Linked DNA regions of Mus musculus: region 2 is linked to region 1. A link is a loop called in an ENCODE intact Hi-C map of the cell type or tissue named here. Cell type or tissue: left cerebral cortex. All regions are shown on one strand. Links, peaks and the distances in the headings refer to the core of each region. The heading gives the core; the rest is flanking DNA.

The links. Hi-C counts contacts between places; a loop is a spot of excess contacts. Peaks named below come from ENCODE experiments on the same cell type or tissue, not always from the same donor. Only the 100,000 strongest peaks of a DNase experiment are listed, where the experiment ranks them.
Region 2: it touches region 1 in a loop (2.6-fold over the local background); 9 of 42 quality-filtered maps call a loop at or near these places.

The regions. Positions count from the first base shown.
Region 1 is chr2:26,908,269-26,912,925 of GRCm38, forward strand. Med22 (mediator complex subunit 22) reads right to left here and starts at 2,374. Exons shown (of 4, transcript NM_001033908.1): 1 at 2,025-2,374; 2 at 725-805; 3 at 1-33. The coding sequence starts at 2,147. Rpl7a (ribosomal protein L7A) reads left to right here and starts at 2,539. Exons shown (of 8, transcript NM_013721.3): 1 at 2,539-2,562; 2 at 2,738-2,858; 3 at 3,154-3,303; 4 at 3,751-3,891; 5 at 4,098-4,177; 6 at 4,403-4,533. The coding sequence starts at 2,560. Gm23969 (a small nucleolar RNA gene) reads left to right here and starts at 2,993; the gene lies at 2,993-3,066. It overlaps LOC115489587 (a small nucleolar RNA gene), which reads left to right and starts at 3,950; the gene lies at 3,950-4,023. It also overlaps LOC115489586 and LOC115489588. In left cerebral cortex, for the core only: a CTCF peak has its summit at 1,283 (motif pointing right); DNase peaks (open chromatin) are centred at 1,371, 1,516, 1,960 and 2,443; H3K4me3 peaks cover 1,122 bases; H3K27ac peaks cover 950 bases.
Region 2 is chr2:27,006,878-27,011,708 of GRCm38, forward strand. Adamts13 (a disintegrin-like and metallopeptidase (reprolysin type) with thrombospondin type 1 motif, 13) reads left to right here. Exons shown (of 29, transcript NM_001001322.2): 28 at 1,656-1,840; 29 at 2,379-2,748. The coding sequence ends at 2,570. It overlaps Cacfd1 (calcium channel flower domain containing 1), which reads left to right and starts at 3,049. Exons shown (of 6, transcript NM_029862.4): 1 at 3,049-3,228. The coding sequence starts at 3,111. In left cerebral cortex, for the core only: a CTCF peak has its summit at 2,702; DNase peaks (open chromatin) are centred at 3,046 and 3,628; H3K4me3 peaks cover 1,279 bases; H3K27ac peaks cover 1,429 bases.

The DNA of each region.
Region 1 (4,657 bases), core at 1-2,500:
TACCAGCTTCATCAGTGACTCACCAGCTCGAACCTGCACCATCGTAATCAGGGTAAAATATAAAAGGAGGCAGACACAGTGGCCCTGCTCTGTGTACGTGCTGCTGAGCCAGCAGTGCATCCTGGAAGTCTGGTTTACGTTCTGCAAAGAAAAACACTGCCCTGTACAGAGGTATCTGTGAGGACAGAGGCACAGCCAGGGAGGCAAAATCAGTACCCTCCGTGACCAAGTGGGCTAAGTTTGCTCACTTAAAGGAGTTTTCCTTTCCCAACCACACCACTCACACCATGTACACATCCTGCGTATTCCACTCAGAGCCAACAGAAAACCATGCCGACTTTCCTCCTGACTCCTCCTTTCCCAGATACGGCACAACTGCAGGTTGGGCAGTCGCAGGCATCTGTGCCCCACACCGCTGCCGATACCCACTGCACAGACACTGCCTACTGGGCTTTCTCTGCAAGATCAAGAGGCTCACATTTCACACAGGACTCATTCCACCATTTCCTTTTCCATTCGCAAGCAGCCTTGGGAAACCTTCATGTCAACAGGAACAGCTGCCCTCCCTCTCATCACCACCACAGAACGGACAAGGCCCTCCTCCCAGTGCCTATGAGGGCAATCCCCAAGACAGGCTCTGCCCACCCCATTGCTCCCTTGTTTTCCTCTGCTACTCTGGACTCTACCTACAACCCCTCCATGGTGTCTTCCATCCCACACTCACGATGTTGGCTGCTCGAACGTGCATCTCATAATTGTCCTGTTCGCCCTGAGTAGCCCGAGACACCTGCGTCTCATCCTCAATCTGAGGGCAAATAAGAAAAGCCTAGAATCAACACAGGGAGCAGCCACCTGGCTTAGCTGCCACCGCCGCCGCCGCCGCCGCCACCCGCCTTCATGTCTTTACCATAGCCTGTCAGGCCTTCCCGCAGATCCAGAGCCTACTTCCTGTCTAGACAACTGGCAATGTCTCCAACCCCTTCTTGTTCTCTGGGTGACGATAGGTTACTTCATGTCAAAAGGACACTGCCCAGTCTTTGTGACAGTTTATAAGAAATAAAGGGCTAGAGAGATGGTACATTCAGTTCGATTCCCAGCAACCACAAGGTGGGTCACAACCAGCTGCCATAGGATCTGATGCCCTCCCTCTTCTGTCTGATGTTCTCTTCTGTCTTGCAGGTATAGATGCAAATAGAGTCCTCATATACATTAAATAAATCAATCTTTTAAAAAGACATTGACTTATTTAATGTATATGAGTTCACTGTTGCTGTCTTCAGACACACCAGAAGAGGGCATCAGATCTCATTACAGATGGTTGTGAGCCACCATGTGGTTGTTGGGAATTGAGCTCAGGACCTCTAGAAGGGCAGTCAGTACTCTTAACTGAGCCATTTCTCCAGTCCTTAAATAAATAAATCTTAAAAAGAAAGAAAAGATGTTCAATAAAGGATTAAAAAGACAAACTTTCTGATCTCTGAGTTTAAGCTTACAGGTGGACCAGCTGGAGCCTAACACAGACCTCAGTGGGCTTGAGGCTTCTCAGAAATTATTTAAATAGAACAGCATTTCTCAACCTGTGGATTGCCTTTCACAGGGGCTGCCTAAGACCATCGGAAAACACTGGCATTTACGACTCAAAGGGTAACAACAGTTCTGTAGTTGCAACAAAAATAATTTTATGGCTGGAGGTCACCACAACATGAGGGTTGTGGTGTTTAAGGGTTAAACTCACCAGTCATCACAAGAATCTATGGCAAGGGTAAACCTCAGCCCAGGTGGCTAGTGCTCAGTAACTAACGTAGAGCCCTGGCAAACGGGCCAGAGTTCTCCTCTCTGCTCTGTGCTTGTCACTATTTGGCTCTTCTATTTATCTGCTGTCCCATTACTTTTAACGCCTCTTCACTCCTACCCGCACCGGTCAGGTGAGTCACATTCCCTCTGCTTTCCTCACCCCTGTACCCAGGCCCCAGGGAAAACCAGTCCCAGCCTTCTCCAATGGCTTCGGAACAGCTACCACACACCTTGGCGGTCTTGATGATCTCGGTGAAGTTGTCCATGATGGACTTGATGTCGTCTTTGAGCCGCTTGTTGTATGACTGCAGCAGCGTCTCCTTGCTCTGGGGAAGGGCTCTCTGCTGGGCCATGGCGGGCCCTGGACGAGAACCAGTCTGGTCCGGCCCGAACCGAGTACTGAGGGCTGGGGACCGGGATTTCCGATACAACAGCTCCGTCCACGAACACACGCCCGGCAGCAGGCCCTTACGGCGAGGGAACAAAGCACCCGCACGCTCCTTCCCGCGGCTTCCGTTCACTCCTGGCGCCTCCCGCCGCCTCTCGGAGCCTGCGGTCCGGTGCCAGGGCCCGCCCGCCTGGACGAACGCGCAGCCGCGGCCCGACACGCCCCCGCTCAGGCTCCGCCCCTCTGTCAGAGTCCGAAGTGGGTCCTTGTCGCTTTAAATCCGAAATCCCGCGAGGGCGCCTGCTCTCGCGATATCTGCGGCCACTTACTTATCCCCCACAATTCCCTCTTCTTTCTTTCTCCAGCAGCCGAGCAAGATGGTGAGTGTCTCTGGGCCCCCGCGCTATCCGCCTCCATCCGCCGCCCGTCGCCCGTCAGCGGCGTTCTCCGCCGTCCCTGTCTCCTCGGGGTCCCTCGCGGAAAGGGAGCCACAGCGACCGACTCACAGGCAATGACTCCGCTGCCCGATGGCACGGGTTTCTCTCTTCCGTACAGCCCAAAGGGAAGAAGGCCAAGGGGAAGAAGGTGGCCCCGGCCCCCGCCGTCGTCAAGAAGCAGGAGGCCAAGAAGGTGGTCAACCCTCTGTTCGAGAAGAGGCCCAAGAACTTCGGCATTGGTAAGGAGTGGCGTCGGCGTGTCACAAGGGCAAGGCGCCTTGACGGGCAATGGACTGAATGAGAGCCGGGCACCGTCCCGAGCAGCCGCCACTGCGCATGCTCGGCTGGTGTGAGAAGGGGAATGGTGGTCGTGTGCAGATGATGTGACAGAATATTTGCTATCAGATGAGTGGTGATGACACTAGAACCACCAAGATCGCTGATGCACCGACGCCCTCCTGCCCTGGGTACTGCCTCGGCTGCAGGCCGGCCCGAGGAGAGGCCTCGGTCACAGTGTCCCTCTTAACTTCCCAGGACAGGACATCCAGCCCAAAAGAGATTTAACGCGCTTCGTCAAATGGCCCCGCTACATCAGACTGCAGCGGCAAAGAGCTATCCTCTACAAGCGGCTCAAAGTCCCTCCTGCCATTAACCAGTTCACCCAGGCCCTGGACAGGCAGACAGGTGAGGTTCCGGGCCCCAGAGCCAGAAACTGGCCCCGAGTTTGCCCTTACTGCAGTGCATGGCCACACTAATACAGCTATGAAGAGAGAGGTGGAAGGGGGTCCCCAGTCCCTCCACCTGGAATGGGCGGGATTTGGTGAGGAAGCAGTTGAGGAAGGATCCCCGTGTTGACCTCCTGCCGTCTCATCAGTGTACCACAATAGGGTGGTTTTGTTGGGGGATCAGGGTCTCTAGTTGTGGAGCTCAGCATTGCTGCCTGTTTCATGAGTGCTGGTATTAATGGCATGAGCCACAGCCATTCAGGGCTAGGAGGTCAGACACAACTTTTCAATGCCAGGTTAAGTGACAGGTTAGAATTGGGCCTGGGCGTGAGATTGCTGGCCAAGTAATAGCCCCAGCGCCTTTAAAGGGATTCAGGCTTAGAGTCCAATTGAATGTGTTTTCCAGCTACTCAGCTGCTTAAGCTTGCCCACAAGTACAGGCCAGAGACAAAGCAAGAGAAGAAGCAAAGGCTACTGGCCCGTGCTGAGAAGAAAGCTGCTGGCAAAGGCGACGTCCCAACTAAGAGACCACCTGTCCTCCGAGCAGGTCAGTGCTTCCCTGCCCGTCCCCCCCACCCCCCAAAGGGAGGATGGTAAGGCAGGCTGTGCAGTGATGTGTGAATTTCTTCACCTGAAAATATTGTGAAGAGTAAATCGAGCTTTTTAACCCTGAGTCGCAGCTTAGTGGAGCTGCATTTTTGTGACTGCAGCAGCCGGAGCACACAGGCAAAGTGGTTGTGTTGTATGTTCCAGGAGTCAATACAGTCACCACCTTGGTGGAGAACAAGAAGGCTCAGCTGGTGGTGATTGCCCATGACGTAGACCCCATTGAGGTAGGTGTGAGGTTCTGTGTGGCTTCTGGAAGGTTGGGATCTCTTGCTGGGTTTGAAGAGCTGGGGAAAAGATTGGTGTGGCTCTTGCAATGATGTCAATCTTTGACTGAAGTGACCTTGAAGTGCAATTACTGAGCTTTTTAACCCTGAGCAATTGCCACAAAGTATCTGTGCAGCTAGCTGTTGCTTCTGCCAAAACAACCTACAGCTCATGTTTGCTTCTAGCTGGTGGTTTTCCTACCTGCTCTGTGTCGAAAGATGGGGGTGCCCTACTGCATCATCAAGGGAAAGGCCAGGCTGGGGCACCTGGTCCACAGGAAGACATGCACCACCGTTGCCTTCACACAGGTTAACTCGTGAGTATTTATGCGCCCACACCTTACCCTCACAGCTTTGGACCATTTGCCAGTGATGCTTAGGAATTTCTTCACCTGAATCAACTATGTGGTCACACTGTTGTCTGAGGCAAAAAGGCAGGGA
Region 2 (4,831 bases), core at 1,238-3,737, 100 kb after region 1:
TGGTCCCAGTGGAAACTGGGAGCAGGCAATGTCTTCCACATGGTCAGAATGGAGTTCCTCTGTGGCCATGAACCAGATGGGTTGTAGATACGGTCCCTGTACTTGTCCCATTCCTCAGGCCACTCACTGCCTCATACCCTTGACCCTGGACCTCAGTTCTTTCAAGGTCCTCTCAGGCTTGTAAGCCGCTTTTCCTCAGCCTTCTTCTTGTGACTTGTATGTGTATGCTAGCACCCACAGGGAAGATGCTTACACTATATATTCCCCAGAGAGAGAACATCTCGTGGATTCCTGCTTGTCTTAGTCAGGGTTTCTATTCCTGCACAAACATCATGACCATGAAGCAAATTGGGGAGGAAAAGGTTTATTCAGCTTACACATCCACTTTGCTGTTGATCACCAAAGGATGTCAGGACTGGAACTCAAGCAGGTCAGAAAGCAGGAGCTGATGCAGAGGCCATGGAGGAATGTTCTTTACTGGCTTGCTTCCCCTGGCTTGCTCAGCCTGCTCTCTTATAGAACCCAAGACTACCAGCCCAGAGATGGCACCACCCACAAGGGGCCCTCCCACCTTGATCACTAATTAAGAAAATGCCTTGCAGCGGGATCTCATGGAGGCATTTCCCCAACTGAAGCTCCTTTCTCTGTGATAACTCCAGCTGTGTCAAGTTGACACAAAACCAGCCGTACACTGCTTTACCCAGAATCCAAACAGTATCAGCCCTCTTGATCACCTCAGGGTTTTGATGTAAAAACAAGATGATTGAAGATGTCTTACCTCGACAACTCCAGACATTTTTGCATGGCCCAGGTCTCACGTGAAAAACACTACAACTGGGGTGTTGCCTCTGCAAAGGAGAGGCTTCATGTTATCACCCTTTCCCCTGCCACCTCCAGCCATGAGCTGTGTTGGCAGCAAGGTCCCATCCGGGAGCCCACTGGCTTCCTCCTCCTTCCTTCTCACTTCTCACATGCAGACGATCTGCCTCGAAAGAGAGGCTTAGGTGCAGCGGGGTTCCCACTGATGACGTCACTGGACAGCACAGTCAAACTCAACTTCTTAGCCAGTTCAGCGTTTTAAGTACTGTGTAGCCCAGTTTATTGACTTCTCTTTTAAGGTGCCCAGCCCAAAGCATGCCACTGTTGCCTTCTCCCCACAGAGGGCACCAACACCTCTCAGTCCCTTTAAATATTAGGAATTACGATGTACATGTGTGGGCATGCACATGGCACGATGTGGGTGTGGCGGACAGAGGGCAACTCCACCACGGAGCCAATTTTCTTCTTTTATCTTTACACGGGTTCTTGGGATTGAACTCAGGCAATCAGGCTTGTGTGGCAAGAACCAAAAGCTTTTCCGCCCTCGTCGAAGTTAGGGTGTGTGTTTGTGGGGACGGGGCTGAGGGTCAGTGATAGAGGTTCTTTCCTGCCATGGGGATCCTAGGAATCAGACTTAAGTTGTCTGCCTTGTACAAAACACTTCTGCTGAGCCACCACTGCCTGCCCCTTTCAGATCACTGCCTGAAGCTAGTCTATTAGAAGTGGACAGAGTAAAGGCCCACCAGAGGGACGGGAGAGGCAGTCAGGGAACCCCCTGGTGTCAGTAGTCTCCCTGAGGTGGCCCTCACCCAGCCTATCATTGTTCTTGCCTGCAGAATGTGACAGGCAGCTCTTTGGACCTCGGGGTGAAATTGTGAGTCCCTCACTGAGCCCAGACGGGAGGAAGGCAGGGACCTGCAGGGTCTTCATCAGTGTGGCTCCACAGGCCCGCATTGCCATCCGCGCCCTGGCCAGTGATATGGGCACTGCTTCTGAGGGGACCAATGCCAACTATGTCTCGGTGAGGCCACGAGGATGGGGACAAAAAGGGGGTAATCTTTTGATACGATTCTGGAGAGCTGTCTCTAGGAAGGAGGGAGGGAGTGTTGGCATTAGGGAACACTTTTAGCTTATTTTTCATCCAAAACTTCAAAATTATTGGAAAGAATGGGAAGGAGGGTTTCTGCCACTCACTCACTCACCAGGGAATGCTTGTGGCTCTACCCACAAGAAGGAAGAGAGAAGGCCTTCCCTGGGAGTCCATTGCCTGTTGACCCAGCGTGGAAGCATCGTGTTTGTGTCTGGTGTTTTGTTTGTTTTCAGAAGAGCATAGGTAGGGTTGCGATTCAGTATGCTCTACAAGGCACCAGAGCACCTCAGACTTAGTCTTGAGCAGGATCCTAGCTCTTGTACCTGGTTGTGTGTTCTGGGGAGTTTCTTGGGTAGAACCGAGTGTCCCTCATGTGGGCTCCTTTAAGAAACAAAAATGACTCTGAGTAGCCAGGAGTTTATAAATAATGATCACTCATGGCCTGTTCTGGCTACTTGCTTCTCCACAGATCAGGGACATCCACAGTCTGAGGACCACAACATTTTGGGGGCAGCAGGTGCTCTACTGGGAGTCCGAAGGCAGCGAGGCTGAACTGGAGTTTAGCCCTGGCTTCCTGGAGGCACATGCCAGTCTCCAGGGCGAGTATTGGACCATCTCACCTAGGACATCGGAACAGGACGACAGCCTGGCTCTGTCCTAGGTTTCTCTCCAACAGCCGGGGAGTATGCAACTTTAGCCTCTTTAGAAGTTCTAATGCCTGCTAGCCTTAGGGAACCTCTTTTAGTGACCTTTTCCAGGTGCAGAAGGGCTGGGACTGGGAGGTGGAGATCAGAAAAACAGTCCCAGCCCCCAGTGGTTAATAAAGGATACAGGATACCAGACTGGAGTTTTCCTCCCATAACCTGCCGCCCATTACAAGCCTAGCTCGAAAGCTCATTCTACTGCAAGGCGGAGTTCCTTGGAGGTCTGAACAAGGCCTTTGCCACTTCTGGATGACGTCTTCCAATCTTGCAAAGAGGAAAGGCCAGACCGGATCCAGCGCACCTGCTGGGTGGCAAAGGGCGTCTGACAGTCTGTAAACACGCCCCTTATGCTATACTCCATTTCCTCCCGCCCTCCCCCCGCCCCCCGGCTATGGCCTGCGGGCCCGCCCCTATGCTAATCACCACCTCTCCCACAAGGCCGCGCGCGGGTGGACACGTCTCTTTGTGCGCGCCTGGGGCTGCGCGCAGCGTTTAGCATGAGCGGCTCGGGCGCCGCCGGAGCGGCCGCGGGCCCAGCCCCGCCGGCACAGGAAGAGGGCATGACTTGGTGGTACCGCTGGCTGTGCCGCCTGGCGGGAGTGCTAGGAGCGGTGTGTGAGTATCGGGTCCAGGGAGCGGGCGTCCCCGGGGTTGCCATGGCTCCCGGCCTCAGGCCTGCAGTCCACCGCCGGAACTCGATGGCTTACTGCCCAGTTGTTGCGGCCCTGATCAGAGGAAATGAGACTCACAGAGGACGCGCGTCTGCCCCTTCCCGGCCCTGCCTCGGCCTGGTGATGCTTACCTGGGCTGGGGTGGGACTGCCAAGTTCCCAGCCTTTGGACAAAACTTGTTCATAAATGGGGGGCAGCTCTCCACAGGCTGGGAAGTTTGCTTGGGGGTCAGATGGTGCCAGGAGAAGAGTGGCCCCTCAGGGTGGCTGGGCAGTGATCGGAGTTCTCCTCGGGTTCCTACTGTCCACACTCTCCTAATGCTTCTCGTCGGCCTAGTATCCTCCACACCAGCAAGCTTTCTCTGCTCTTGTAAAGAGGAAGGCAGGTCCGCCTCTTCAGTGCAGCTATGTTGCTGGCCTTCCAAACAGTGTGTTTGCTAAATCCTGGGTGTCCCTTTCATTGTGAATTCCTAGAAGTCCAGGTGAGTGCTGGGAAGGCCCGAGGATCCATTGCCTACCTGGTACCAGAGCAGGAACTGTGTGGGTAGGGGAAGACTCATCCGTTTTCCTGTCTGGAGGAATACCTTGGAGCCCCATCTGTCCAGACGATCTTGCTAGTCAGATGGATAGGGTAGAGTTAGGTATGTGCTGCCCTGGTAAGGCAGCTCTGGAAGAAGTCTGCTGAGGTTGATCAAATCCTCTTCAGTGCAGTTAGCTAGTTCAAGGTGGTATTAAGGGGTGAGGGACAAGGAAGGGCCTGACCATGACCTGTAGGCGGCTATCCTCCCTCCGTCATGGTGATTCAGTCAGTGACCAGGTGATTTCTAGATTAGATTGACTTTGGAAATCCCACCCAGTCCCATACTTCCTGTGGGTACCTGTGCTACTCCCGAAGGCCTCCCTAATCCTCCTGCCGAGCCAAGCTATCAGTGAAACCTTACTGGAGACCTGTGGCCGTAGCTTAAATTGTTCCCTGAACCTGATCATTGGGATCAGGGGGGTGGACATCAAGGTTTTGAATACTGGCATATCATAGGAGGGAAGGATATCGTGTATTTGCTTTAAAAACTCAATAGGGGTTTGGCAGGAGCTATGGCTTAGCCGGTCACTTTGACATAGGGCTATCCTCTCTTGGAATGGAGGATATTCTAAGGGGCTTATTATTTATTGGAGGGATTTATTCTGGTCCCAAAGACCTCTGTAGACAGAGGAAGAAAGGATTATAGGGACATCTCCTTTATATGGAAGACATGAGCATTATTAGCACCCCAAGTGAGTGGATGTATTTGAGTCCTTGGTTGTCAAAGGACTCCTGTTCGTCTGAGTTGCGACCTGGTCCTCCCAAAGGTGGCTCTGTAGGACAGCATGGTGGAGTAGCTCTGTAGATGGAATGCTGAGGACAGGAGTGCAGGCCTTTCAGGTGAGACCAGGCCTAGCTCCACACAGGCAGGGGGCCGACAGTCTTTCACTTCTGTGGCCCTGGAAGCTTTGCTGCGTGAATGAGTGCTGCGTTGAGTTCTTTATTAGAGGAGACTTTGTGACATAGAA